Regions from separate parts of the Homo sapiens genome. Here region 1 is linked to region 2. The links are chromatin loops, found by intact Hi-C in ENCODE. Cell type or tissue: IMR-90. All regions are shown on one strand. Links, peaks and the distances in the headings refer to the core of each region. The heading gives the core; the rest is flanking DNA. Region 1 overlaps TRAFD1 (TRAF-type zinc finger domain containing 1). Region 2 holds the start of LOC124903022 (a long non-coding RNA gene).

Region 1 (15,157 bases), core at 4,083-12,082, 91 kb after region 2:
GGCGTGATCTCGGCTCACTGCAAGCTCTTTTTAGTAGAGACTGGGTTTCACCATGTTAGGCAGGATGGTCTCGATCTCCTGACCTTGTGATCCACCTGTCTCGGCCTCCCAAAGTGCTGGGATTACAGGCATGAACCACCGCACCCGGCTGCTTATTTTTTATAAAGGCAGGGTCTTACTATGTTTCCTGGCTGGCCTTGAACTCCTGAGCTCAAGTGATCCACCCACCCCAGCCTTCCAGAGTGCTGGGATTACAGGTGTGAGACACTGCACCTGGCCCACAGTATTGTCCTTTTTTTTTTTATTTTTATTTTTTGAGACAGAGGCTCACTCTGTTGCCCAGGCTGGGGTGCAGTGGTGTGATCCTGGCTTACTGCAACCTCCACCTCCCGGGTTCAAGCAATTCTGCTTCAGCCTCCCTAGTAGCTGGGACTACAGGCACCCGGCTAATTTTTTTATTTTTAGTAGAGAGGTGTTTCGCCATGCTGGCCAGGCTGGTCTTGAACTCCTGACCTCAAGTGATCCGCCCACCTCAGCCTCCCAAAGTGCTGGGATTACAGGCATGAGCCACTGGACCCAGCCTCAAAGTATTGTCTTAATTAAGCATGTTGAACAAATGACTAAATACATGTTTTGAAAAGTGGCAACTCGCTTGATAATGCCAAAACCTTTAAAGAACCCTACTGGGGGCAGGATTTAAGACCATTTTTGTATCATGGAAAGGAATAATCTAAACTAAACAATGGTAGTAAAGTTGCCAGTGCTTTGCTTTCTGCATTGACATCTTGTTTAAAAAGCAGGAGAAACTTTATAGTGAAGAAATTTGGCAGACACCATATCAACTATGTGATCATGGTTTACATCAATAGTAAAATAAGACTGTTGACATCATGTACCTTCTGATATAAGGCACTGAGATGAGCACAACATGATTTCTATGGTGTTCTTGCCAAAAATATATAACCTGAATTTAATCATGAGAAAATATCAGACAAACCCAAATTGAAGGATATTATATAAAATAACTAGCTGGCTGGGCACGGTGACTCATGCCTGTAATCCCAGCACTTTGGGAGGCTGAGGCTGGCTGGTGGATCATATGAGGTCAGGAGTTTGAGACCAGCCTGGTCAACATGGTGAAACTCCATCTCTACTGAAAATACAAAAATTAGCTGGGCATGGTGGTGCACACCTGTGGTCCCAGCTACTCAGGAGGCTGAGGTCGAGGTTGCAGTGAGCCGAGATCGCAGTGAGCCGAGATCGCACCACTGCACTCCAGCCTAGACAGCAGAGTGAGACTCTGTTTAAAAAAAAAAAAAAAAAAAAAGCCAGTATGCTTAACAAGGTCATGAAAGAGAAGGAAAGACTGAAGAACTCTCCCAAATCAAAGGAGATTAACTACAAGTAATAGCCAAATGCAGTGTGTGATCCTAGATTGAATGCTGAACCAGAAAAAGGGTGGGATGGTGATTTTTTTTTTTTTTTTTTTTTTTTTTGAGACAGGATCTCACTCTGTCACCCAGGCTAGGGTGCAGTGGTACAATCACTGCTCACTGCAGCTTTGACCTCCTGGGCTTAAGTGATCTTCCCATCTCAGCCTTCTGAGTAGTTGGGACCACAGGTGTGTGCCACCACGTCTGGCTAATTTTTAAATTGTTTGTAGAGAAGGGTTTCACCATGTTGCCCAGGCTGATCTTAAACTCCTGGGTTCAAGCGATCCTCTTCAGCTCAGCCTCCCAAAGTTCTGGGAGTACAGGCATGAGCCCCTGTGCCTGACTTGTTGGTGAAATTTGAATGAATTCTATAGATTAGTTACTAGTATTGTATTAGTGTTAATTTCCTCTATTTGATAATTTTACTATTGTTATGATGCTTTTAGGGTAATTGGATGAAGTCTGTAAGGGATGTTATTTTATTTTTATTTATTTATTTATTTTTGAGACGGAGTCTTACTCTGTCGCTAGGGTGGAGTGCAGTGGCACGATCTTGGCTCACTGCAACTTCTGACTCCCTGGTTGAAGCGATTCTCCTGCCTCAGCCTCGCGAGTAGCTGGGATTACAGGCATGCGCCACCACACCCAGCTAATTTTTGTATTTTTAGTAGAGATGGGGGTTTCACCATGTTGGCTAGGATGGTCTCGATCTCCTGACCTTGTGATCTGCCTGCCTCGGCCTCCCTAAGTCCTGGGATTACAGGTGTGAGCCACTGCGCCTGGCCAGGATGTTATTATTATTATTATTTTTGAGACAGGGTCTCACTCTGTCACCCAGGCTGGAGTGCAGTGGCATGATCATGGCTCTCTGCAGCCTTAAACTCCTAGGCTTAAGCATTCCTCTTGCACATTCCTCCTGCCTCGGCCTCTCGAGTAGCTGGGACTACAGGCACACATCACCATGCCTGGGTAATTTTTTTTTTTTGTATTTTTTGTAGACATGACGTTACCCCATGTTGTGGCCAGGTTGGTCTTAAACTCCTGGGCTCAAGTGATCCGCCTGCCTCGGCCTCCCAAAGTACTGAGATTACAGGCATGAGCCACTGTACCCAGCCTAGTAAAAGTATTTTATTTTATTATTTTTATTTTTTAAAACTCCCTTATCCAATAAAATTATTTTAAATTGAAAATTTTAAAATAAGAAAATCCCAAGGGACTGGATATTGAATAAAATGCTTTAACATGCAGGTTTGGGTGACAGTTTCTGTATACTAGTTTTTTATTTGTTTTTTTGCATGTCATCTTTAAAGCAGAAATGAAAGAGAAAGTTCATGTCTTCCTTTGTGGTTTTCAGGAAGAGCTAAAGATGGCTGAATTTCTAGATGACCAGGAAACTCGACTGTGTGACAACTGGTAAGACATTAAATCTAAGAAATGTTAGTGGAATGAGGACAGTCAAGCTTAATCACTATCATTTCCTGATTTAAAAACTGTTAGTGAAGACTGGCACAGTCTTGAGTTAAGCTTTCTATTTTGGTGTTTATAACCCACATGAATTACAAGAAAGAGCATCTCTTTCCTGATGAAATGAAACCGGTTGTAAAGTTAATAATCAGCTGGTTCCTGTTGGGGTTTTCCTAAGAACTTATCTTGGTATCTTGGTGCTATACAAGTGCTGTTACTGTAAGCTGACAAAAAAAGCAAAGCAGAACTGTCTGCTATGTTTATTACTTTATTTTCCTTCACTGGGTACTTCTTTCACAATGTGCTATGTTTACCTTAGCAAACTGTGGTAGAAAGAGATGTGGAATAAGGAAAATAGTTTAACTCATTGGTGGAATATTTGAGCCAAATAACATTTTTGTCATCATCGTTGTCTTTTTCTTTCTTCTCAGCCTAACTTTGGCAGAATTAGAATATAATTAGAGCAACAGCTGGTTACAATATTCTTTACCTGCTTGGAATTAAGATTTCATCTCATTGTAGGTGTCTTGCCATATTGTAGAGTATTTCTGCTATGCCACTATCACTTTCTACCATTTCATAAACTATTTTAGTTTTGTTTGGGTTTTATATGTATAGCTACTGAAACAGAGTAATCAGAAACAAATAATCAAAAGAAAACATGATTTTGTAAGAAAAGAGACACATTGGTTTTTAGCATTAGTTAAGATACACCTATTTTATCAGTCCACTCCAATTAGGAGGAATCTCAAGCCTAGGACAAAATATAAATAACTATGCTAAGAGAGTTAAAGGGTGAGTTAATGGAAAGCTAGTGAAAAACAATGCTATTCAAAGCCAAAGAAATTAAAGAAAAAAGCAGATTAGCATAGAAGGCTGACTAAACCTGTAAAGAATTAATTTCTGGCTGTTTGTGTTTAGTGTTTGGAAAGTTCTTGGGAATTTTTCTGGAAGCTTTGGTTTGCCTTTCAGCTATTTCTATCTAAATGAAATTTCACCTCTAATTTGCTAGCCCTTCCTTGAGACTTTTAGCAGTTTTATCTGGATACGGAATTGTGTGCTCATTTATCTCACTTAAAACATCTTCATTTTCTCCGAAGGTAGGAAGTAAGCATATTAGTATTTGGTCTGGTTGGAATGTTTGGTAGGAATATGTTGGCAGTTAAATTTTAAAAGAAAAAAACCCAGCAGGCAACTGTTTTATATAATTGTTGCAAATATCTTTTTTATTTCAGCATTTCCTAAGAGGTGAATATGTGCAATAGTAAATGCTTTGTGGTCTTACTTGACAGCTGCTTTTGATTCTTGTTGCTTCATATTATGATGGTGTGGTCCTTAATATTTTTTGTTTTAATTCTAAAGTTTTAGGGGCCTTGTGTATGTAGTATGTCAACAAGTTATCCTGAACAGCCTTGTAAAGTAAATGCTAGACATTTAGTGTCTCCATATTTACCATTAAAATAAAAATTATTGCCAATATTATGAAAAAGGAACCCAGGTTTTCTACACCCTAAGCAGTAATTACTGGCTTTAATTTTCATGGCATTTGTACATACATGATTTACAATCACAATATAACATTTCTTCTTTCACTTTGTTGGTATACTATATGTAACTTAGCTATTCCTTTCTTGCTTAGGTATTTTTAATGACTTTCATTTTTTACCATTCTATGATACTGTAATGAAAATATTCATACATAATCCCAAGAGTAGGATTATTGTGTTACAGAGTATATAATTTTATGGTCCTAGAAATGAATTTTCAGACTGTTTTTAGGCAGTTTATACTACCACCAGTAATGTATTAAAGTATTCATTTCACAACATCTTTAAAAAGTTGGGATGTATTATTTTAACTAAATTAATTCAAAATGAGTAGTTTCCTTAGAAAGCTAAAAATTTGAGAGAAATATGGGAAGTTAAATCTGTCAGTAATTTTCCTCTTTATCCATTTGAGTTTTCTTCCCATCTCTCACAGTTGATTGTTCTGTCACCTTCCAGTGCTGCTTTGAGAGCTGCCTTGGGGTCCCTAGCTTGATAATTCCACCACTGGATGAAAATGAATTTGCACTTCCTTGGTGTCTTGGTCTTTCAGTTTGGAAGAATGACTATAGCTGGAGGCACATCATTTATCCTACTTCAAAATGTTTCTTAGACAATGTCTGAATATTAAAGGTTATTAAAAGAGAAATAAGCTATTTATAATTTAGTATGGGAGACAGTTCTTCTAGTATTCAGCTTCAGAGGCAAAATATGGTATTAAATAATGTGTTTTATGACTATCTGTATTGATCCTGTTCAGTATTTTATTTTTCTGAATTATTGTTATACGTACCTTCTTTAATGTAGTTTTTAGCTGGTGAAATTGGAATTTTACAATGGTCCTATCCAAATAAGTAAAAGTAAGGCCTTTGAATAGAATGTACCTTTAGTTCGAGTACATGTATAATCTTTTCATGTTTAAATGGTCTTACTCTTTCATGTAACATTATCACTTTACCTCCTTAATTTGTATAGCTTAGATATGATCTTTGAACCACTAAACTAAGTGAGAAAGGCAAAAATGAAGTGGAGAGACCAGACTGGTGGAGGAAAGGGTTCAGGATTTCATTTTTGTACAGCTTTACAGTGAAGTTTCTACCAACCCAGCCAGAGAGCATGTTCCTGTAGTCAGGAAGCATCCAGCCTGCTTCGAAAGGCATGTGAGGCATACAGGAGACAATTTCCCCTTCCCCTTTGACTGTCCAAAAGCTGGAGTCTTCTCTTTTTGGTTTGACTTTTCATGGAATAAAATCCAATGAAATTAAACTACTTAAAAGTGAGAGAAAATCAGTGGTAGGGTGTTTTTTCACTTGTTTTTGTTGTTGTTTTGGTTTGTTTTCTGTTTTAAAATAATCCTGGAGCGTATCACTCTGCTTTGGGACATGGATGGTTTTGGAATAGCCTAGCTCCACTCTTTTTGGCATCTGACTTCATGTTGTGATCAGCTCTGACTTTGAGAAAGTAAGGCTGAGCTTTTAGATGTAGTAGTGCATAGCACCGGTAACTCAGAATGTTGCACAGAAGAGCCTTCAGGATTTAGTTCTTTTTTTTTTTTTTTTTGATACGGAATCTTGCTATCCCCGAGGCTGGAGTGCAGTGGCATGATCTCAGCTTTCTGCAACCTCTGCCTCCCGGGTTCAAGTGATTCTCCTGCCTCAGCCTCCCGAGTAATTGGGATTACAGGTACCCGCCACCACACCTGGTTAATTTTTTATATTTTTGGTAGAAGCGGGGTTTCACCATGTTGGCTAGGCTGGTCTTGAACTCCTAACTTCAAGTGATCTGCTTGCCTCAGCCTCCCAATGTGCTGGCGTTACTGCACCTGGAAAGGATTTAATTTTTTTTTTTTTTTTTTTTTTTTTTGAGACAGAGTTTTGCTCTTGTTGCCCAGGCTGGAGTGCAATGGCACGATCTAGGCTCACTGCATCTTCCGCCTCCCGGGTTCAAGCGATTCTCCTGCCTCAGCCTCCTGAGTAGCTGAGATTACAGGCATGTGCCGCCACACCTGGCTAATTTTGTATTTTTAGTAGAGACGGGGTTTCACCATGTTGGCCAGGCTGATCTCGAACTCCTGACCTCAGGTGATCTGCCCGCCTCAGCCTCTCAAAGTGCTGGGATTACAGGCGTGAGCCACGGCGCCCGGCCAGTTTTTTTTTTTTTTTTTTATAGCAACCTCTGCCTCCTGGGTTCAAGCGATTCTCCTGCCTCAGCCTCCCGAGTAGCTGGGATTACAGGTGCCCGCCATCACGCCTGGCTAATTTTTATATTTTTAGTAGAGATGGGGTTTCACCATGTTGGCCAGGTTGGTCTCGAACGCCTGACCTCAGGTGATCCGCCTGCCTCGGCTTCCCAAAGTGCTGAGATTACAGGCATGAGCCACCGCGCCTGGCCAGGATTTAGTTCTTGAAAAGCAGGAATGGTAATAGTCATGAGTTTGTAGGCTAGGTATTCACTAAAGATAAATAATGGAGACTAAAGATTGGACAGGACAGATTTCCATGTGATGCCACTGTGCAAGAAAAGGCATAGATTAGTCAGTAATGCTTGCCTTTTTCTTTGGTCTATTTCCGTAGCAAAAAAGAAATTCCTGTGTTTAACTTTACCATCCATGAGATCCACTGTCAAAGGAACATTGGTATGTGTCCTACCTGTAAGGAACCATTTCCCAAATCTGACATGGAGACTCACATGGCTGCAGAACACTGTCAGGTGAGCCACCAAGTACTCAAATGTTTATACATGTGTTATACTTGCTGTTGTTCGTAAATGTATTCTGTTTGCTATTGTGCAATAGCAAATGAGCATATTGTCCCAAAGCCAATTTACTGATTCTCACTTCTTACTCTAGGTGACCTGCAAATGTAACAAGAAGTTGGAGAAGAGGCTGTTAAAGAAGCATGAGGTTAGTCCATGGAGTGAGTTACCGTGGGCCCAGTCCTGCTGAGATTACAGACCCACATGCAGAGCAGGAAGCCAGTCTGGTTGAGTGTTAGTTCTCCGTGAGCTCACATGCATACTGTTTCTCAAAGCCTGTTTGAGGCCTTGACTATGTAACTGCTGCCAGATTCGGCTACCTGGCTGTTGGAACTCACTTGTGTATGTTGAGACTCGCGAAGTATCTCCCTTTGGAACTGAGTCTATTATTTCTGTTGGGGTTTGGTTATTGGCAGCCTCACTGAATATGAAGCCAGCCCTAGAGTTGCCAGTATGGGATAACCTCTTTAGCACACAGCCTGCCTTACAAGCTGTCATTTCATTTAAAATTCTTTTTTGTTTGTTTGTTTTTTGAGACGGAGTCTTGTTCTGTTGCCCAGGCTGGAGTGCAGTGGTGTGATCTCGGCTTACTGCAACCTCTGCCTCCCAGGTTCAAGCAATTCTCCTGCCTCGGCCTCCTGAGTAGCTGGGATTATAGGCGCCCACCACCACTCCCAGCTAATTATTAGTAGAGACGGGATTTCACCATGTTGGCCTGACCTTGTGATCTGCCTGTCTTCAGCCTCCCAAAGTGCTGGGATTACAGGCGTGAGCCACCACATCTGGCTTCATTTTAAAATCTTGAACACCTGGATAACATGCTATTTAACCTAAGAAATTCCTCAGCATTTGGTGAGAGAGAATAGAGTATCATTTGCTCGCTAGTTGAGATAAAACTGGCCAAAGGTTTTTTTTTTTTTTTTTTTAAATACAGACAGGGTCGGCTGGGCATGGTGGCTCATGCCTGTAATCCCAGCACTTTGAGAGGCAGAGGTGGGCAGATCACTTGAGGTCAGAGTTTGAGACCAGCCTGGCCAACATGGTGAAACCCTGTCTCTGTTAAAAATACAACAATTAGCTGGGCGTGGAGGTGTGTGCTACTTGGGAGGCTGAGGCACGAGAATCGCTTGAATCCGGAAGGCAGAGGTTGCAGTGAGCCGAGATCGCGCCACTGCACTCCAGCCTGGATGACAGGGTGAGACTACATCTCAAAAAAAAAAAACCCAAAAAATAGAGACAGGTGTTGTCTCTATTGCTGTGTTGCACAGGTTGGTCTTGAACTCCTGGGCTCAAGTGGTCCTCCTGCCTCAGCCTCCCAAAGTGCTAGGATTACAGGCATGAGCCACTGTACTCAGCCCAAAGTTTTTTTTTTTTTTTTGAGATGGAATCTTGTTCCCGTCTTGCAGGCTGGAGTGCGGTGGTGCAGTCTTGGCTCACTGTAACCTCCACCTCCCAGGTTCAAGCGATTCTCCTTCCTCAGCCTCCTGAGTAGCTGGGGTTATAGGCGTGCTCTACCATGCCTGGCTAATTTTTTTTGTATTTTTAGTAGAGACAGGATTTTGCCATGTTGGCCAGGGTGATCTTGAACTCCTGACCTCAGGTGATCCACCCACCTTGGCCCCTCAAGGTGCTAGGATTAAAGGCGTGAGCCACCATGCCCGGTCATTTTTCTTTTTTTTAATTAAAAACCTTTTTTAAGAGACACAGTCTCACTCTGTCACCCAGGCTAGCATGCAATGGCATGATCATAACTCACTGCAGCCTCGAATTCTTGGGCTCAAATGATCTACCTGCATAGGTGGTACTACAGGTATAGGCCTCTATGCCTGACTAATTTTATTTATTTTTGTTTTTCATAGAGTTGGGGTCTTGTTATGTTGCCCAGGCTAGTCTCGAACTCTTGGCCTCAAGTGATCCTCCCTTCTTGGCTTTCCCAAATGTCGAGATTACAGGCGTGAGCTATGGCATCTGGCCAAAACTGGCCAACGTTGAATGAGTATGTTAATTCACCAATTTAAAAATCCAGCCGGGCGTGATGGCTGATGCCTGTAATCCCAGCACTTTGGGAGGCTGAGGTGGGTGGATCACAGGGTCAGGAGTTCGAGACCAGCCTGGCCAATATGGTGAAACCCCGTCTCTACTAAAAATACAAAAATTAGCTGGGCGTGGATACGCACGTCTGAAATCCCAGCTACTCAGAAGGCTGAGGCAGGAGAATTGCTTGAACCTGGGAGGTGGAGGTTGCAGTGAGCCGAGATCGTGCCATTGCACTCCAGCCTGGGTGACAGGGTGAGACTCCATCTAAAACAAACAAAAAAAAACTGGCTCACCTTGTTTTCAAGTGTTGACATAAACAGTCAAAAGCACCACTCAGTCTTTTATAATGCAAGTGAAATCAGTGCTGTGCCCCTTCAAGGAACCACGTGACAGTTTGTTCAGTTGAGCACAAGTTCCTTGCAGGAACAGTTGCTGGCAGAAGGGCTGTGTCTACAGCCCATGTGGAACCAAGGACAGTTTTCCCATTCAGTAGGGAGCATCCCTCAGCCTTGATCTTCATTTCTTGGCTGGGCGCAGTGGCTCACGCCTGTAATCCCAGCACTTTGGGAGGCTGAGGCGGGCGGATCACGAGGTCAGAAGATTGAGACCATCCTGGCTAATACGGTGAAACCCCGTCTCTACTAAAAATACATAAAATTAGCTGGGCGTGGTGGCGGGCGCCTATAGTCCCAGCTACTTGGGAGGCTGAGGCAGGAGAATGGCGTGAACCCGGGAGGCGGAGCTTGCAGTAAGCCGAGGTTGCGCTACTGCACTTCAGTCAGGGCGACAGAGCGAGACTCCGTCTAAAAAAATAAATAAATAAAAATAAATAAATAAAAATCCAAACAGCTGTTTATATGGTAGTTATAGAAGAGTGGATATACATATGTAAAAATTCACCAAGGTATATACTTAAAGATTTGTGCATTTCATTCTGTGTGCCTCAAACTGTAACAACTTGATTTTATTAATTTATAATTAAATTACCCTTAAAGGTAATTCACAGCGGGCTACAGTGACTCATGCCTGTATCCTAGCACTTTGGGAGGCCAAGGCGAGAGCATTGCTTAAACCAAAGAGTTCAAGACCAGTCTAGGCAATATCGTGAGACCCCTATCTCTACAAAAAACTAAAAAATTAGCTGGGAATGGTGGTCCGTTCCTGTAGTCCCAATTGCTCGAGGGGCTGAGGTACGATATTGTTTGAGCCTGGAGGTTGAGGCTGCAGTGAGCCCTGTTTGTGCCACTGCATTCCAGCCTAGGCGACAAAGTAAGACCCTGTTTCAAAAAAATAAAAATAAAAATAAAAAGGTAGGCCAGGCGCAATGACTCAGCCTGTAATCCCAGCACTTTTGGAGGCAGAGGAGGGCGGGTCACTTGAGGTCAGAAGTTCAAGACCAGCCTGGTCAACATGGTGAAACCCCATCTCTACTAAAAATACAGAAATTAGCCAGGCATGGTGCCGCATGCCTGTAATTCCAGCTACTCGGGAGGCTGAGGCAGGATAATTGCTTGAACCTGTGAGGCAGAGGTTGCAGTGAGCCAAGATCACACCACTGCACTCCAGCCTGGGCAACAGAGTGAGACTGTCTCAAAAAAAAACAAAAACAAAAACAAAAAATGCTGGGCGTGGTGGCTCACGCCTGTAATCCCAGCACTTCGGGAGGCTGAGGCAGGCAGATCACATGAGGTCAAGAGTTCAAGACCAGACTGGCCAAAGTGGTGAAACCCCATCTCTACTAAAAATACAAAAATTAGCCAGGTGTGGTGGTAGGCTCCTGTAATCCCAGCTACTTGGGAGGCTGAGGCAGGAGAATTGCTTGAACCCAGGAGGCAGAGGTTGCACTGAGTCGAAATCATGCCATTGTACTCCAGCCTGGGCAACAGAAGCGAACTCCGTCTCAAAAAAAAAAAAAAAAAAATTAAACTAAAGTTCTATTCTAAATGCTACTCCAACATTTTCAGCACTGTTTGTATATACATGAACTACCTCTTGCAGGAAACACAATAAATTGATAAAAAGGCCTTAGGTAGCAGAGGAACAGGGGAGAAGAGACATGATTTTTACATATATCCTTTTTGGGCTTTAAAATTGTATACCAGCTGTGCACAGTGGCTCACGCCTGTAATCCCAGCACTTTGGAAGGCCAAGGTAGGAGGACTGCTTGAGCCTAGGAGTTTTGAGATCAACCTGGGCAACATAAGGAGACCCTTGTCTCTACAAAATAAAAAATAAAACAAAAAACCTAGCTAGGCATGATGGCATATACCTGTGGTCCCAGCTACTTGGGAGGCTGAGGTGGGAGGATTGCTTGAGCCCAGGAGGTCAAGGCTGCGGTAAGCCATGATCGTACCACTGCACTCCAGCCTGGGTGACACTGAGATCCTGTCTCAAAAAAAAGAAAAGAAAAATTAAAATTAAAAAATAAAATTTGATACCATGTAGATATAATGCCAATTCAGAAAGTTTTTTTTCAAAAGCTTTTTTTTTTTGTTTTCCACTCTGTCACCTAGGCTGGAGTGCAGTGGTGTTATCCCAGCTCACTGCAACCTCCACCTCCCGGGTTCAAGCAATTCTCCTGCCTCAGCCTCCCGAGTAGCTGGGAGTACAGGTGAATGCCACCACACCCTGCTAATTTTTGTATTTTTGGTAGAGTGGGGTTTCACCATGTTGGTCAGGCTGGTCTTGAACTCCTAACTTCAGGTGATCTGCCTGCCTTGGCCTCCCAAAGTGCTGGGATTACAGGCGTGGGCCATTGCCCAGGTCCCAAAGTTCTTTTATTAGATAAATAACACGGATTTGCTAGGAGTAGTGGCTCATACCATTTGAGGATGGGAGTTTGAGACCAACTTGGCTAACGTGGTGAAACCCCTTCGGTGCTAAAAATACAAAAAAATTAGCTGGGTGTGGTGGCACGCACCTGTGGTCCCAAGCAACTCAGGAAGCTGAGGCACAAGGATTGCTTGAACCCGAGAGGTGAAGGTTGTAGTGAGCTGAGATTGCACCATGCACTCCATGCACACCACTCTGTCGCTGGGCGACAGCAAGACTTTCTCAAAAAATAATAATAATAAATGAAAAATAAAGCCTGTGCTAAATACAAATATGAAGGTTAGAGAAACCTGTGTCTTTCTAAAGTGCAGTTTCTTTTCCTCATTATTAGGTACTTAAGACTGAATTGGAGGCCGGGCGTGGTGGCTCAAGCCTGTAATCCCAGCACTTTGGGAGGCTGAGGCGGGCGGATCACAAGGTCAGAAGTTCAAGACCAGCCTGGCCAACATAGTGAAACCCCGTCTCTACTAAAAATACAAAAAATTAAGTGGGTGTGGTGGTGTGTGCCTGAAATCCCAGCTACTCAGGAGGCTGAGGCAGGAGAATCGTGTGAACCTGGGAGGCAGAGGTCGCAATGAGCCAAGATTGCGCCATTGCACTCCAGCCTGGGCGACAGTGCGAGACACTGTCTCAAAAAAAAAAAAAAAAAAAGACTGAATTGGAATAGTTGGTAGGGGACAGGGACATTGGAGCTTTGACAAACATCTGACTTGCTATGATTCTTGTTATTTGCTCCTGGGCTTCTCTGGCTGGTTTTAGATTACTAAGTAATGTGTGCACAAAACAATATGATAGTTAGGGTGGCTGAGTAGTGGGCTCCCTCTAATATTTTATTTTCCTTTATAGAACATTGTGGCAGGAACAAAAGGGGAAGCTGTGACTCTTAAATAATTAAATACATTAAAAAAGGGTAGGAGAATCAAGGGTTGGAAGAGAAGATTGCAGTAGATACTCTTGGCTTTCCTTGCCCTATACTAAAACACACCTCTCCTAGATATGCATATTAACTGCCTCATTCCTCTGTTTTGTAGGAGACTGAGTGCCCTTTGCGGCTTGCTGTCTGCCAGCACTGTGATTTAGAACTTTCCATTCTCAAACTGAAGGAACATGAAGATTATTGTGGTGCCCGGACGGAACTATGTGGCAACTGTGGTCGCAATGTCCTTGTGAAAGATCTGAAGACTCACCCTGAAGTTTGTGGGAGAGAGGGGGAGGAAAAGAGAAATGAGGTTGCCATACCTCCTAATGCATATGATGAATCTTGGGGTCAGGATGGAATCTGGATTGCATCCCAACTCCTCAGACAAATTGAGGCTCTGGACCCACCCATGAGGCTGCCGCGAAGGCCCCTGAGAGCCTTTGAATCAGATGTTTTCCACAATAGAACTACCAACCAAAGGAACATTACAGCCCAGGTTTCAATTCAGAATAATCTGTGTGAGTTGTGCTTGGGATTAGGGAACTAGAATGGTATCAAAATCCCAAGGCAAATGGGAACAGGGCTTTGGGGCCAGATAGATCTTGATTATAGAAACCCGACTGTAGCTGAGTAACACTGGGAAGAATACCTCTCTTTCCTATAAAATGGAAATAACCTCCATTGGATTATAGTTAGGGTTCATAATGGTGAGTATGATGACAGTGTTGTAAATAGCCAACACTTATACAGATTGAGTATCCCTTATCCAAAATACTTGGGGCCAGAAGTGGTTTGGCTTTTGAAGTATTTGCATTATATATACTGGATGAGCATCTCAAATCTGAGAATCTGAAATCCAAAATGTTCCAGTGAGCATTTTCTTTGAGAGCCATATTGATGCCCAAAAAGTTTCAAATTTTGGATTTTTGGATTGGTATGCTCAACCTGTATCTTATTTCCCTTAGGCATTTGCAAAGTGCTTTATACGTATTAACTCATTTAATTCTCTCATTATTTGAAGGTAGGTAAATTTGAAGGTAGAACTGAGATTTGAATTCAGATAATCTGACCTCGTGCTTTAAACCATTCTACTGTAATTCAGAAAATAAGTATAAAATGTTTAGCACAGTGCCTGTCTCATAATTATGGCTCAGTAATATTGCTTAATAATACAGTTAGAATAATAATGGAGCCTTTTCACAGGGCAGACTTTAATGTTCAAAGCTAGGAGACCCAGAGGGTGAAGAGAGCTAGTTGAACATGGTCATTTTTATTCCTTCCCGGATGCCTGTAAACCTTGACTATTTGCTAGGCATGGACTTGAGTTGAGGGTGGTAACATTTCTAATGTATCCTGAATGTTGGTTGGTTTTTTTTTTTCAGTTGAAGAACAAGAGAGGCAGGAAAGGAATAGAGGCCAACAGCCCCCCAAAGAGGGTGGTGAAGAGAGTGCAAACTTGGACTTCATGTTGGCCCTAAGTCTGCAAAATGAAGGCCAAGCCTCCAGTGTGGCAGAGCAGGACTTCTGGAGGGCCGTATGTGAGGCCGACCAGTCTCATGGCGGTCCCAGGTCTCTCAGTGACATAAAGGGTAGGCTTGCTTATTCTGCACTAGCCTCTTTCTCTACAGTTTTTGTAAGTCTTAGGTTATACAATTCTTATACAATTGAAAGATTTTAATGAAATAGAATTTGCCTTACTCTTTTTTGTTTCTTTTTTCTTTTCTTTTTTGGGACAGTCTCGCCCTGTCACCCAGGCTGGAGTGCAATGTAATGATCTCGGCTCACTGCAACCTCTGCCTTCTGGGTTCAAGTGATTCTCGTGCCTCTGCCTCCCAAGTAGCTGGGATTACAGGTGAATGCTTGAACCCAGGAGGCAGAGGTTGCAGTCAGCTGAGATTGTGCCACTGCACTCCAGCCTGGTGACAGAGTGACACCTTGTCTCAAAAAAAAAAGGCTCTAAAGGACATTATTGTACAAGTAGAGAACTTACATTAAAGTTGCTGAGAGTGACATCCGTATTGTTTACATAGGAGAAAGCAGTGCCCTTGTTCTTCAAAGGCACATGATGAAGTACTTAGGAATAAAATGTTATGTGTTCAAACTTATTCTCAAATAGTTCAGGGGAAAAATACATAAAAGTAATGTGAGGAAATATTAAGCTTTGTGAATATAGA
Region 2 (15,157 bases), core at 4,546-12,545:
AAACTAACTGGGAGAGCGGCATCTGCCTGTAATCCCACCTACTCAGGAGGCCGAGGGAGGAGAATCGCTTGAAACTGGAAAGTGGAGGTTGTAGTGATTGCGCCATTGCACTCCAGCCTGGGCAACAGAGCAAGACTCCATCTCAAAAAAAAAAAAAAAAGTACGTAAAACTGTGTGTGCGTGTGTGTGTGTGTGTGCACGCGCGTGTGCATAAAAACGCTGTCTAGTTCTCGTCATAGAAATAAACTAGAAGCAGTGAACCCCAATAGCAATGAGCACACTAACACCTAGATCTTGGTTTTGAAATTCATTCCCCAGAAAGGAACCAGTGCTCTTGAAAAAATGTCTGATTTCAGTTCACTGAAAAAATACCAAGTATGTGGAGCATTTATGCTGTTCCAGAAAGCGCCCTAAAACTGATGAGGACATGTTAAAGGACAGAAACCAGCTTAAAGGAGCTAGCCAAATTTGGCATAATTTGAGCATCCAAATGAAAATTATGATAATGGCTTATAATAAAGTGAACTTTTTAAAAAAGAGTCCATGGTGATACTCAGATAGCGATATTTTAAAAAATACATATATATATATATATATATATATATATATATATATATATATATATTCAAATTGGAATATATTCAAATATGTATGAATGGGTTGGGACATCTCTTATTTTACAAAATAATAGCAGCTGATAAATGATAAAAGACAGAATTTTTAAAAATCATCATTTGGGACACGTCAATGTAATAACTAATTCAGGCGCTGAACTAACAATGAATGCTAAAACCAGTGGGTGAAGGGCCATTGGGAAATAGGATATTCATAGACTCAAGCATTATCCTATAGCTTACTTATTACAGAGGGAAAAAGGCACCTTTATAAAGAAATCTGGTAGATATGTCCTTAATCATATATGAAATCTGAAATCACCAATAATGGGACACAACAACATTAATCACATTAGTGTCCCATTATTGGTGATTTCAGATTTCATTATTTAATTATGGGACACAACAACATTAGTGACTCCTGATTTAACTCACTAAAAAGGACAACATGTCTATATTTAACTTCAATATAAGCAATCAGCTTACATTTAGCAATCAGCTAAATCCAGATTGTGGGACATTCTACCAAAAAGCAAGCTAGTGTCTTCAACAATAAAAACAAAGTAAAAGGTTAAGGAAGCGTTCTAGATTAAAGAAGGGTAAACACACATGACAACTAAAGGTCATGTCAGATCCCTGACGGCATTCTAGTATTTTGAAAAAGGTATAAAAGACATAATTGAGATAAGTGGAAAACTTTGAATACTGATTTTTTTTTCCTGAGACGGAGTCTCGCTCTGTCATCCAGACTGGAGTGCAGTGGTGCTATCTTGGCTCACTGCAACCTCTGCCTCTCGGGTTCAAGCAATTCTCATACCTCAGTCTCCCAGGTAGCTGGGATTACAGATGCTCACCACCATGCCCGACTAATTTTTGTATTTTTAGTAGAGATGGGGTTTCACCATGTTGGTCAGGCTGATCTTGAACTCCTGACCTCAAGTGATCTGCCCGTCTCGGCCTCCCAAAGTGCTGGGATTACAGGTGTGAGCCACCACATCCGGCCTGAATATGGACTTTATTAGATAATATCATTGTATCAATGCTAAATTTCTTGAGTTTGAAATTTTCTTGAGTATTATGGTTTTGCAGAGACCTGTCCTTGTTCTATCCTGATGTGTTACATGTCACAAGTCTGTACTTTCCTTTTACATGGTTCAACAAATGAGAGATAAAACAAATGAGATAAATGGTTAAAAATTGATAATCCAGGTAAAGATCTTTATGGGTGTCATATTAATCTTTCAATTTTTCTGTAGGTGTATAATTTAATTTTTTTTAAGTTAGGGGAGAAAAACAACGCATATGCAGGGATGTCCAATCTTCTGGCTTCCCTGGGCCACACTGGAAGAAGAATTGTCTTGGGCCACACATAAAATACACTAATGTTGGCCAGGTGCAGTGGCTCACGCCTGTAATCTCAGCACTTTGGGAGGCCGAGGTGGGCAGATCACTTAAGGTCAGGAGTTTGAGACCAGCCTGGCCAACAGGGAGAAATCCCGTCTGTACTAAAATACAAAAATTAGCCGGGTGTGGTGGCAGGCGCCTGTAATCCCAGCTACTCGGGAAGCTGAGGCAGGAGAATCACTCGAACCCAGGGGGCAGAGGTTGCAGTGAGCCAAGATAGTGCCACTGAACTCCAGCCTGGGCTATAGAGTGAGATTCCATCTCAAACAAAAACAAAACAAAACAAAAAAAACACTAACAATAGCTGATGAGCTTTAAAAAAAAACTCAAAAAATCTCATAACGTTTTAAGAAAGTTTACGGGTTTGCGACGCATTCAAAGTCATCGTGGGCCATGGGTTGGAGAAGCTTGGCATATAGGATCCTAAGGACTCAACATGGAGGAAAACAGTGAAAAGAAAAAGTAGCATGTGGTCAGATTGTTCCTTGTATATCACTTGTGTTACTGTTATTACCATGATGATGCTGGTTTCTTTTTTCTTCTTTTTCTTTTTCTGTAAATTTAGTTTGTATGGTCGTAGGACACTCTCACAGTAACTGGATACCCAAAGGATAACAGAAATAGTCTGAAAGGAAAAATTGCAAATTCACCAATAAGGATTACACTAAAAATATCTATCAGGAAATTAGAGGCAATGGATTCAACAAATTCTAACGCAGTTCTTCTATGTAAATCCCTTCAATTTCTCATGTGAATCTCCACTCTACTTTCTGCAATCACTCTACTGATCCAGGCCTTCATCATCTCCTGCTCAGAATACTACAATGGCCTAACTCTTCAGCATTTCTTCTGGCTCTCCTAGCTCAAAATCCATCCTCCACTTCACTCCAATTTTCTGTCACTTCCCTGAAGAAGTGGGGACTGATTTAACATCCTTTTCACTCAGAGAAGAGTCCAAATTCCTAGGCATGGAATCCAAAGGTTCTTTACAATATGCCTCTCCCGTCACATCTCTCCAAGCAGGTAAGATACCACCTTACCTGCAAATCTTAACTTACATATGTATGGCAAAATCTACCCAGTTGATCAGTACATATCCTGCACTGTATCAAATTAGCTGTTTATATGTCTTCTCCTATACTACAGTGTGTGCATGTACATATATGTCCGCTTATTACTCATTCACTTAATAAAAATCTCTTAGGCACTTACAGTTTGCCAATCACCAGAACAGTGTACACTCCCCACACAGAGTAGTAAGGGGAGAACAGTCAACAAATATGTGACAGAAATAAAAGAAAAGATAATAGATTATGAGTGTTTGCAATCTTCCTTCTCTTCCCTCTGGCAAAAAAAGAGGAGGGAGTTTTGCTGTATCAGTTGCTGGACACTATCACAATGCATAATATCTTAGCAATTAATAAATGACAACAAATAAAAGAAGCTGGAGGAATTAAACTACATAATAAAGAGTGAGTCAGAAAGGAGAATGAAAACAGCTAGATTTGAGGTGAATCTGGGGAAGTTTAGAGATGAGTACAGCAAATTTCAAGAAGTTTTACCTAAGTATTATGAATGAAATCATCTTAGAATTCTTGGAAGAAATTGGTTTAGAAAATGATTTAAATTGCTTTTCAATTAACAAAAACAGGGATGGAGGGTTAAGTTACAGGTATAAGGTGCCTATTACCTGTTCACTGTTGAAAAATGAATCCTGTAGACCATTAAGAACAACAATGTCTTTTAGGAAGAGAACAAAAACTTACCTCAACAAAGAAAACTAGATTTTCTAAAAGAGTAGGATGTGTTTTCAAGTTACCATCTTTAACTTCTAAGAGGTCACCTTTACATTTACTGAAGACATCTGAAAACAAAAAACATTTTAGTTTTATTCAGCTTTTGTTTCAATGCTATTTTAAGGAACACAACACACAAATAAAGAATAAGCAAATAAAAATTTAATTTAGAAAGCTATTTGTTTTTCATTTTCCATAATGAACCAAACTCCAAAGGATAGACTATCCATTGTAAGTTCTTTAAAAAGCCATGCTGTTGCTCTATAGTCTTCAAAATATAAAAGGTAGCCTTAAAAATTATACATTCTAGTGTCTAAACACCAGCGAAGCCTTTTCAGATAGGCCATCAGCACAATAAGACTAAGACTCTAAGTGAATGATTCAGAGGACTTATGCCATTATGGACTGAAAGACCAAAAAAGTACATTGTAGAAATGCATCTTCATAACAGATAATAAATTTTATTATCATAATCTTAATCATTTTCAGACATTCTTCACCTGGACAATAAAATATAAGACCGAGCCACGCTTGGTGGTGCACGCCAGTAGTCCCAGCTACTCAGGAGGCTGAGGTAGAAGGATTGCTTCAGCCAAGGAGTTAGAGTCCATCCTGAGCAACACAACAAGACCTCATTTCTTGGGGGGAAAAAAAAAATCATTTAGGGTCCTAAAAAGACACTTTTTTTTTTTTTTGAGATGGAGTCTCGCTCTGTCGCCCAGGCTGAAGTGTAGTGGCGCTATCTCAGCTCACTGCAAGCTCCAACTCCCAGGTTCATGCCATTCTCCTGCCTCAGCCTCCCGAGTAGCTGGGACTACAGGAGCCCGCCACCACACCCGGCTAATTTTTTTGTATTTTTAGTAGAGACGGGGTTTCACCGTGTTAGCCAGGATGGTCTCAATCTCCTGACCTCGTGATCTGCCTGCCTCAGCCTCCCAAAGTGCTGGGATTACAGGCCGTGAGTCACCATGCCCGGCCAGAAAGACTCTTATAGATACAAGATGCATATATGTGCCCTTTAACAATTCTATTAAATTATTGGGAATTTAACAATTTAATAATTCTATTAAATTCTTGGGAATTTAATCCCAAGGAAGGACTCAAATAATACCCTAACAATTTGTCCCAAGATATTCATTTCAGCATCAGTAGAAGAAATAACTCATATACATAATATGTCACCAATTGCGATAACATAAAAAATGTTAATACAATACTATAGAATATTACGCAGTCTTGAAAATAAATGGGGTATATATAACTGACATGGAAAGGTATCCAAAATAACAAAAAAATTAAAGTCAAAAAAGCATGGATTACACCATTTCCTATGTTTAAAGATTACTTTTTATCTGTATTTTCATTCACACACATATGTGTTTAGGTGGCATCTAGGAGTATTGACTCCAAAGTGTTAAAACTACTTACTTATCTCTGGGTGATTGGGCTTGGGAATAGGGGAAAGAACTTCGAAGCTATTGCCATACAACCAGATACAAATACAGGAATCTACAGTAGGAAAACTTACCTTTTAACTGGTCTAGTAAAGACTTAAAACTATTTTCTATTCGTTCCTGAATCTCCATTGTATCCTCTAAAATTGAAAAACAAAAAATGAAAAACTTTCAATTCTATTTTTAGTAAGATAAAGAAGCAAGATAAATACCTGCAAGAAGTTCATGGGCAAGGACATTTTCTTCTCTCTACAGACCCTTATGCATTTTTCATTATTTTGAGACAAAAAGAAAATGATAATGAAAGGAAAAGGAAGAATAAAAAGAAAGGCACTAATTACCTTTTTGCCAGAGGTACTACCTAAAATTCCTTAAGAGAGCTTAAAATCTATGTGCTTCAAACACTCTGAATGGTAGGATCTACTAACCTTATGATTTAAAAAATAAATAAATAAAAGGAAAAGGTCTATGGAGTATTTGTGATTTTCACTAGGAGCTTACAAAAGAAATCTCTTCTCTACAAAGTTTAGTGCTTCTTATTTTTATTTTTTTTTTTTTTTGAGACAAAGTCTCGCTCTATCATCCAGGCTGGAGTGCAGTGGTGCCATCTCGGCTCACTGCAACCTCTGCTTCCCTGGTTCAAGCGATTCTCCTGCCTCAACCTCTGGAGTAGATAAGACTACAGGCGCCCGCCACCTTGCCTCGCTAATTTCTGTATTTTTAGTAGACACGGGCTTTTGCCATGTTGGCCAGGCTGGTCTCGAACTCCTGACCTCAGGTGATCCGCCTGCCTTGGCCACCCAAAGTGCTGGGATTACAGGCGTGAGCCACTGCGCCCAGCCTACTGCTTCATTTTTAAAATCCAACAGCCTTTCAACAAATGAAGAATTTCTTCAACTTTTGGACCTAACAAGTGATTTTAAATATGGAATGGACTTAAGCTTCTAAAACATTACTTTGTAACCTACGACTGTACCCTCTCATACACTACACCACACATTTGCAGAACAGCTTCCAGCTTCCATGTACTCTAAAATTTTCCAGATGTGAGGTTATAGACATTTTATTACGTGTACTACATTTTCTATGACAAAGACCCTATAAACACACAGTGTACACTTACCTAAACCACTGGTATCCAGCTCATAAATATCATTGACAAGATAAAAAGAGCTTATCTGGCACTGAGAACAGCCAGAATTAAAGAATCCACCCATTCTGGTAGGTACAGGACCAAGGAAAGGATACTGGAAAAAAGGGAGAAAAATAATGCTCTTTTAAATCCATCTAAATGCATACAAAATAAGAAAATCAGGTAACTAGTAGATAAAAACCTGTCTCAGCGGTTCAGCTAAAAGCCACTAATCAGCAAACTAATAACTGAATCATTACAGTAAAAACAGAACATTTATATTAATTTGTTGCTAGCTATTAAAAACTTAACACCACAAAAAGTTATTTTGCTTTCTCCCTCACTAGTCTGGATATTGAGGAAGCCTCTGCAATTCCCTCTGAGTCTAAAATATTCCTCTTTCTCCTGCAGAAGCCATAAACTGGGACAAAACAATTCCTTACTACTCACCCACCCCAAACTCCTGTTTATAAAACAGTCATAAATATAATTATTGCAACTTTGATGGTAAATATGTATTGATGGTACCTGAATATCCTTCTCAATAAATCGCTTTCCTGTCTCCAGGGTTGCCTCCAGCTGTTGAAGGAGCAAACGAAGAATATCAATCCGGGAGGATACCCCATTCTCGGCAGTCTTCTCCGAGTTCTTTGGCTCCACAGGGTGGTTGAGACTTGGAAGTCCACTTATCAGCCTCAATGTTAAGGATCGGATTCTTAACCACAAGGTCTCCTCCTCTAAGGAAAGTTTCTTATGTTCTTCAGAAACGTCCCTTAAACAGAAACATCCCCAAATTATCTAACTTATTCAATATTCAATCCATTGCTTTCAATTTTTTTTTTTTTTTTTGAGACAGAGTCTTGATCTGTCGCCCAGGCTGGAGTGCAGTGGCACTATCTCTGCTCACTGCAAGCTCTGCCTCCCAGGTTCATGCCATTCTCCTGCCTCAGCCTCCCAAGTAGCTGGGCCTACAGGCGCCTGCCACCACGCCCGGCTAATTTTTTTTTTGTATTTTTAGTAGAGACGGGTTTTCACCGTGTTAGCCAGGATGGTCTTGATCTCCTGACCTCGTGATCTGCCTGCCTTGGCCTCCCAAAATGCTGGGATTACAGGCGTCAGCTACCGCGCCTGGCCTCAAATCATTTAAAGTTAACTTTCACCAGTTAAGATGCCTTTGAAGGGTTCCAGCTTTCATTTACTAGCTGAATGACCTAAGACAAGCCAAAATGTTCTCAAACCCCATTTCACTATCAATAAAATGGGAATGATAACCTATTTAACAGGTCATTTTTGGCTGGGCACGGTGCCTCACACCTGTTATCCCAGCACTTTGGAAGGCCGAGGTGGGCAGATCACGAGGTCAGGAGATCGAGATCATCCTGACTAATACGGTGAAACCCCGTCTCTACTAAAAATACAAAAAATTAGCCGGGCGTGGTGGTGGGCGCCTGTAGTCCCAGCTACTCAGGAGGCTGAGACAGGAGAATGGCATGAACCAGGGAGGCGGAGCTTGCAGTGAGCCAAGATTGCACCACTGCACTCCAGCCTGGGCGACAGAGCAAGACTCCATCTCAAAACAAAACAAAACAAAACAAAACAAAAAAAACAGGTCATTTTCCTTATAAGTGACACTTTGTTCTCTGATTATAAAAATAATACATGAGGACAGGTGTGGTGGCTCACACCTGTAATCCCAGCACTTTGGGAAGCTGAGGTGAGAGACTGCTTGAGGCCAGGAGTTGGAGAACAGCCTGGTAAACATAGCAAGACCCAGTCTCTAAAAAAAAAAAAAAAAAAATACAAAAAATTGGCTGGACGTGGTGGCACACACCTGTAGTCCCAGCTACTAGGGAGGCTGAGATTGGAGGATTGCTTGAGCCCAGGAGTTCAAGGCTGCAGTGAGATATGGTCACGCCACTGTACTCCAGCCTGGGTAAGATCCTGTCTCTAATAAAAATAATACACAACATAAAAAATGCAAATGATAGAAAAATGTAAAACGTAGAAAAGGTGCCCTGATAACCAATACTCACAGTATTATCAAGTTTGGTATAGATCTTTTTAGACTTTTGTAATGTGGATGTATAAAAGTCTAACTAAAAATAGCGGGTGTGGCCCGGTGCAGTGGCTAACGCCTGTAATCCCAGCACTTCGGGAGGCCGAGGCAGGCAGATCATGAGGTCAGGAGATCGAGACCATCCTGGCTAACACAGTAAAATCCCATCTCTATTAAAAATACAAAAAAAATTAGCCGGCCGTGGTGGCACACGCCTGTAGTCCCAGCTGAGGCTAAGGCAGGAGAATTGCTTGAACCCGGGAGGCGGAGGTTGCAGTGAGCCGAGATTGCGCCACCGCACTCCAGCCTGGACGACAGAGTGAGACTCCATCACAAAAAAAAAAAAAAAAAAAAAATAGGGGCTGGTTGCGATAGCTCACACCTATAATCACAGCACTTTGAGTGGCCCAGATGGGGGGATCAACAGAGGTCATGAGTTTGAGATCAGCCTGGCCAACATGGCAAAACCCCATCTCTACTAAAAATACAAAAATTAGCCGGGCGTGGTGGCAGGGACCTGTAATCCCAGCTACTTGGGAGGCTGAGGCAGGAGAATCCCTTGAACCCAGGAGGTGGGGGTTGCAGTGAGCCGAGATCATGCGACTGCACTCTAGCCTGGGCGACAGAGACAGACTAGGTCTCAAAAATAAAAAGTAACTAAAAATAATACTTACACAACTTAACAATTTTAAACAAATTGGTTACAGTATGCAACAGAGGCTCCATCTAAAAAAAAAAGTAACTAAAAATAGTATGTATGCAACTTAAGTTTAAACAAATTGGTTACAGTAATTACATTATTTTGCAAACTTCATCTTTTTATGACAGTATGTGTAGAAAAGAGTTAACATAGCAGGCCTGCAGCTATTATCGTTAGAAAGGCCTACTTGCAAGGTTGGCCCTTGGCTGATGTCTGGGAACTTTGCACTCCAACTGTTCCCTAAAATGGTAAGAGTGACTCGCTGTGCCTAGATTGTTTATATAAACCATGTTGTTTATGGTGAATACCTGCTTTCTTTCCACTCAGGATAGACAGAGTGTACCCACATAACAATGAAACCTTAAGCACCAAGTCTCTACTGGGTTTCCCTGAGCAGGAACATTCCACCTGTGTTACTGCATTTTTCCCTGCTGGAGAAAGGAGCATACTCAGTGTTTCCCCTCAGAGGAGGGAGAAAGCACTGGAAGTCTGAGTTCTCCCGACTGTGCCTGTTCCTTTTTCCCTTCCGGATTCTGTCATGTGTCCTTTCACTGTAATAAACCTTAGCCGTTGAGTGCAACTATATGCTCAGCCCTGTGAATCCTTCTGGGACTCAACAATCCTAAATCACTGAATGTGGCCTTGGCAACCCACAAATCACAGAATTTTCAGAACTACCTCATATACACTTCTTAGCATGTTTCTGCATTTATTTCCTTAGGTTCTACTTTCCTAGAAGCAGATCTGCCAAATTAAATGGTATGTGGCATTTTAAATCTTGATACATATCACTACAACTCCCTATAGGAAGACTGTATAAAATTTATCCCTGTGTAAATGCATAATAAGTATTTACCACACAGCCTTGCTGACCACAAGTATTCATCTTTTTTGCTAGAAACAAAATCTTTATTGCTGTAAGATGTGTTTCTTTGCCCAATTTCTTATTTTCTTATTGACTTATTAAGAGTTCTCTCTATATATGAAGGATACTTGTATGAAGAAATTTACTACAAACCTTTAGAACTTAACAAATTTATTATTTCTATTTACAGAAGTTAAATCCTTTATGTTTCCAGATTTGGTATAATACTAGGAAAGGCTTTCCTCACCTATTTAAAAATATTTTCTATATTTTCTTCTAGAATTTCTAAGGAATCTAGAATTTAGCATACAGTCTTTAATCGATCTGGAATTCTCATATATGCTGTGAAGTAGATCTAACTTTTAGATTAACCAGCAGTCCCAGCATAGGGGTGAGCTATACTTTCTTCATTTGGCTTACCTATATTTTCTGATCCCTACAACAAACACATGTTATTTTATATTTGTGTAAAGTGAAGTTTGTTTTTTTTAATTTTAGATTCATCCTAATTCTTTTTTTTTTTTTTTTTTGGAGATGGAGTTTTGCTCTTGTTGCCCAGGCTGGAGTGTAATGGTGCGATCTCAGCTCACTGCAACCTCCGCTCCCTGGGTTCAAACAATTCTCCTGCCTCAGCTTCCCGAATAGCTGGGATTACAGGCACACGCCACCACGCCCAGGTAATTTTTGTATTTTTAGTAGAGATAGGGTTTCACCATGTTGGCCAGGATGGTCTCGAACTCCAGACCTCAAGTGATCCACCGGCCTCGGCCTCCCAAAGTGCTGCAATTACAGGCCTGAGCCACCGTGCCCAGCCCAACCTAATTCTTTAAAAATAAACTGCTTCACCCAGGAGTTCGAAGCTGCAGTGAGCTATGATCTTGGTCTCTTTAAAAAAACAAAAAACAAACAAAAACTTTAAAAATTGCTTGGGGTTAAATTCCAGTTACCTGTCTTTTGGATCCCAGCTGAAAAAAACATTTAAGTCTCTGTTGTCTCGCAAATCTTCCCATGGAATGTCATCTTCTTCTGGCCTAAGGTTCATTGACTTTATACTTTCTGCTAAACTGGTTGATCTGTGATAGAGAAAAATCCACATATTATTTTAATAGTAAAATAGCCAGAAAATATTATTAATCAGGACTTCCTGTTTTACTAGACAGGAAGGGAAAGAGGAAGGAAGGGCTCATAATAAGGTGAAATAGAACCAAGCGCAGATCAAACTGGCTTGCTACATGGCAAGAAAAAGGCTTCTGGAAGCCCACACAAAACAAAGGGGATCAGCATTAATTCCTGAAATCTCTTGATTTGTAGGGGAGGCGGAACCTTCGTAAGCACAATATGGACCAGGCATTGATGACCATGACCTAAATGGCTTCTGTAATGGTCTCAAGATGTTGCTGGCAGTACTCTACCATTCCCCATGACATGTGCCAAGTTCTGTTTCCCCACTGTCTCTCTCCCTTTTTTCCCCCTATTTTACCTTAAGCCTGCCAATAACACCCATGAGCCCATTAATGGCTCTTAACAACTGATCTAATCCCTTAGTTCCTTTATAGCTCTCATGCAATACTTACATATTTGCTTCAAGTAGAAGGTCTAACAGCATCCGTTCAGTACGGACTTGTGCAAAATGAAGAGAATTATTCAGCCTGTTCCTAAAAGCGATAAACTCTGGGATCTTCTCAAATGCACCATATTTGTAAGCTTGAATAATATATTCTGAGGTCTGAGAAGGAAAGACATCACCTTGGTATAAATAGTTCACAAGTCAGGCAATGTAAGCAAACCTTGCCAGCCAAAACAAAACACTCAAACTAAAATTAAGTTTTAAATCTAATCTTTAAAGGTCTTGGTCACCAAGTAGAATATTAGCTTTTTAAAATGTTTTTCTTCCTTCTTATACTTTAGACAAATGTCTCCTTTACTAATATTACTAATTGTAATAACCAGCTTCTGCCACCATCACATAAGCCTTCTCTTGGCAGTCATGTCTTTCAATTCAATAGGAACTGAGGTTTTGTTTTGCCACATCAGTCAAAAATTTGGTTAGTGCCATTCTGGAAGGGATGTTACTCCATGTTTTTCTGCATCTAAGATAAACTGTGTTTCATACAAAGGTTCCAAAAGCACCAGAATAATAGAACCACCTGCCCCCCGCCCCCCCAAATAAAAACCACTCTCCTTCAGAAAAAGACAGGCTGCTCCTTGGTTTTGCTTATTTCTGAATACTGTATTAGAAACACAGGGCATATGAGCATTACGTCAGGATAGAAGTAAGACACCAAACAAAAGACCTATCAAAATTCATGTCATAATCTATTCTGAGGACAAAGACTTCAAGAACCAAGTTTCTTGTCCATCTACATTACGTAAGACCTCTGCTGGAAATTTCCTTAAACAAGTATGTGAAGGGAACATTCACCACATGTGCTTTAATTGTAGCTTAATACATATACAGAGATCAAACATTACAGAACAGAGGCAAGATAAAGAATTCTAAGCAGAAATTCTGGCACAATAGAAGAAAATCTCAGGGAAGAACATTTCATGGGTGTGGGTCTATGCCATCAGGATCAGAAGACAGGAGATTACCCCTTTGGGCCAAGGAAACTATTATGCTCAAAGCTGATGTCTGCCCCCAAAAAAGATCCTTTCTAGAAAAAACAGTCTTTTTACACAGCCTCAGTTAATCAGCTCTGCCCCCATCTCCATTACGTCTGAATAATTTGCCCAGTAGGAAAATAGGCCAATAGTCAACAACATACCCTCTGATATACAGCCTTGCAGGGTTCATTTCAGGCCGCGGGATTGCGCCACGGGCGCTAATTCAACTGCATTCGATGCGGCTTTTAAACCCCCATGGGACACCTCGGCGAGCTGTTTGCCTGCAGTATCTGGAGAAATTAAAGACGGACGGACACAAGAAAATTAAAAAGATTACTTGTGATCCTGCAGGTTTCAAGAAGGACTACCTGAAAAAGCTCGAGTATACCTTCTAGCTTGATTAAAGGACAGTGATACACCCTATCAAGAGGAGGCCAGGATACTCTAAACACATATGCCTATCCTATGGCCCCTTGGCTTAGAAAACACAGCAAGGTTTACTACTATTAGCCCTTGTAATAGGAACTTACAGCTGGGGAAAAAAAAACAGCTGGTTAGGAACACATGATTCAGTAATTAATCAAAAAGAAAATATGACTTTAGTAATTCCAATCAAAGTTATAATTACAGTTCCAAAGTATGCTATGATTTAAGGAGGGAACCCAGCCTTACCAAGTGTAGAGGCAGTTTTAATTTCTAAGTGGTCCGTGGAACACCACTTTATTTAAAAAAAAAAAAAAAAAAGGCAATAGCTTTTCAAAGAGAAAAATAAGGGGCAACAAAGAGAGTATAGTCTTTAACAAACTAAGAAGGTAGTCACAGTTCTCTGGCTTATCTTTTTTAGATAGTCCTTCTGTAACACTGCAGTAAAGTACCACTGCAGAGCTAGACAAGGGCCTGGGATGCAACCACTAGGACCAAGGCTGTGGAAGTAGTACTACGTGAAGAAACAACCCCCTACTGGAACTGCAGGCAAAACTGAAAGCCACAGGCACTTTAAAGACTTTTGAATATCAAAGTATGTTGTCCGTACCTATTTTCTACTCATTTATGCACCAATGAGGCTATTTAGATCCCGAATGGATTCCTGAAATGAACCCTGGTCACTGTAAAAATTAGTGAAATATATGGACATAAAACCCCTGAATAATGACCTTTGTGAATACCTAGAGATTATATTTTCTTTTATTTACTTTTTTTTTTTTTTGAGACAGAGTCTCACTCTGTCATCCAAGAGTGACAGCTGGAGTGCAGTGGTATGATCTCAGCTCACTGCAACCTCCACCTCCCAGATTCAAGCAAGTCTCCTGACTCAGCCTCCCAAGTAGCTGGAATTACAGGCGCTCGCCAACACACCCAGATAATTTTTGTATAAAATAGAGATTTTAAAGGGAAATTTTTAAGAAGTAAAAACACGTAAGTGACTTTTAAAGATATGAAAATCTAGTGCTTATTTTCATATTTTTAAAAATCTATTCCAAAGTAAGATGACAACAGAAAATAACCTTTCTAGAAAGAAAATCCCTATGCAGACCTTCCAAATACAACTTTCAATCCCATAGCACAAAACATTACTAAGCAAAACACTAGATTTTCCATTTAAGTAAAAGTGTCCTGTCAAAGAGCTAGGTGGGAATTGAAATGCATCAGTCACCCAAGGAAAAAGCATCCGGGGATCCCAAAAACTACCAAGAATAAAAGATGCATAGTATAGAGCTCTGGATTTGAAGAGAGATATTTCTGATACTCTAAGCACAAGGTTGAACACACACAGTAAGACACTACAATCATAATCTTTCTTAGCCTTAGATTTCTTTAGGAAACAGTTCACACCACAGTCTCTATCTGGCACTCAACATTAAGGTCAAGCTACATGTTCCTAGCTGTACCATATTTTTCTTTTTTGGTGGGGGGACAGAGTCTCTCTCGTCACCCAGGCTGGAGTATAATGGTACAATCAGCTCACTGCAACCTCCACCTCCCGGGTCAAGCAATTCTCCTGCCTCAGCCTGCCGAGTAGCTGGGATTACAGGCACCTACCACCATGCCTGGCTAATTTTTGTATTTTTAGTAGAGATGGGGTTTCACCACGTTGGCCAGGCTGGTCTTGAACTCCTGACCTCAGGTGATCCACCCACCTCGGCCTCCCAGTGCTTGGATTACAAGCGTGAGCCACTGTGCCCAGCCTGTACTGTATTTTTCTTTTGCCTCTAGGACTCTTCAAGATTATCTCCTGTCAGCAGATTTAATAAGCTCTATCTTCTTAGCGGTAATCAAAATATATTTCAAGTGTCCTAGTCTCTGATCAATAAAATGCTATAATTTTATCAGGTTCAACATCACATACATTCAGATGAATTAGTCACTTTTGCCACACACAACCATCAGCAAAACATAAAACAAAGATACAAAAAAAACTCTGAGGATGACACATCCCCTCAAATTGCTCCTAGGGGTCTCCTTTGCCTATATTGCAACACTTTTGTAATTTTATTTTTAGATTTTCTTTCAAAACAACTCTTCAGACACAAT

What was found. Peaks named below come from ENCODE experiments on the same cell type or tissue, not always from the same donor. Only the 100,000 strongest peaks of a DNase experiment are listed, where the experiment ranks them.
Region 1: it touches region 2 in a loop (2.5-fold over the local background); 4 of 110 quality-filtered maps call a loop at or near these places.

What each region holds. Positions count from the first base shown.
Region 1 is chr12:112,127,724-112,142,880 of GRCh38, forward strand. TRAFD1 (TRAF-type zinc finger domain containing 1) reads left to right here. Exons shown (of 12, transcript NM_006700.3): 2 at 2,788-2,846; 3 at 7,015-7,150; 4 at 7,290-7,343; 5 at 13,096-13,501; 6 at 14,366-14,572. The coding sequence starts at 2,800. Among named protein-coding and RNA genes, the nearest start is that of TRAFD1, 9.7 kb to the left of the region's middle. RefSeq lists an enhancer at 2,991-3,040. In IMR-90, for the core only: no CTCF peak of the experiment used is centred there; no DNase peak of the experiment used is centred there.
Region 2 is chr12:112,036,697-112,051,853 of GRCh38, forward strand. NAA25 (N-alpha-acetyltransferase 25, NatB auxiliary subunit) reads right to left here. Exons shown (of 24, transcript NM_024953.4): 16 at 11,596-11,747; 17 at 10,969-11,094; 18 at 6,929-7,172; 19 at 6,392-6,515; 20 at 5,343-5,408; 21 at 3,785-3,882; 22 at 2,533-2,643. LOC124903022 (a long non-coding RNA gene) reads left to right here and starts at 7,957. Exons shown (of 2, transcript XR_007063465.1): 1 at 7,957-9,915. It overlaps MIR3657 (microRNA 3657), which reads right to left and starts at 1,019; the gene lies at 903-1,019. In IMR-90, for the core only: no CTCF peak of the experiment used is centred there; no DNase peak of the experiment used is centred there.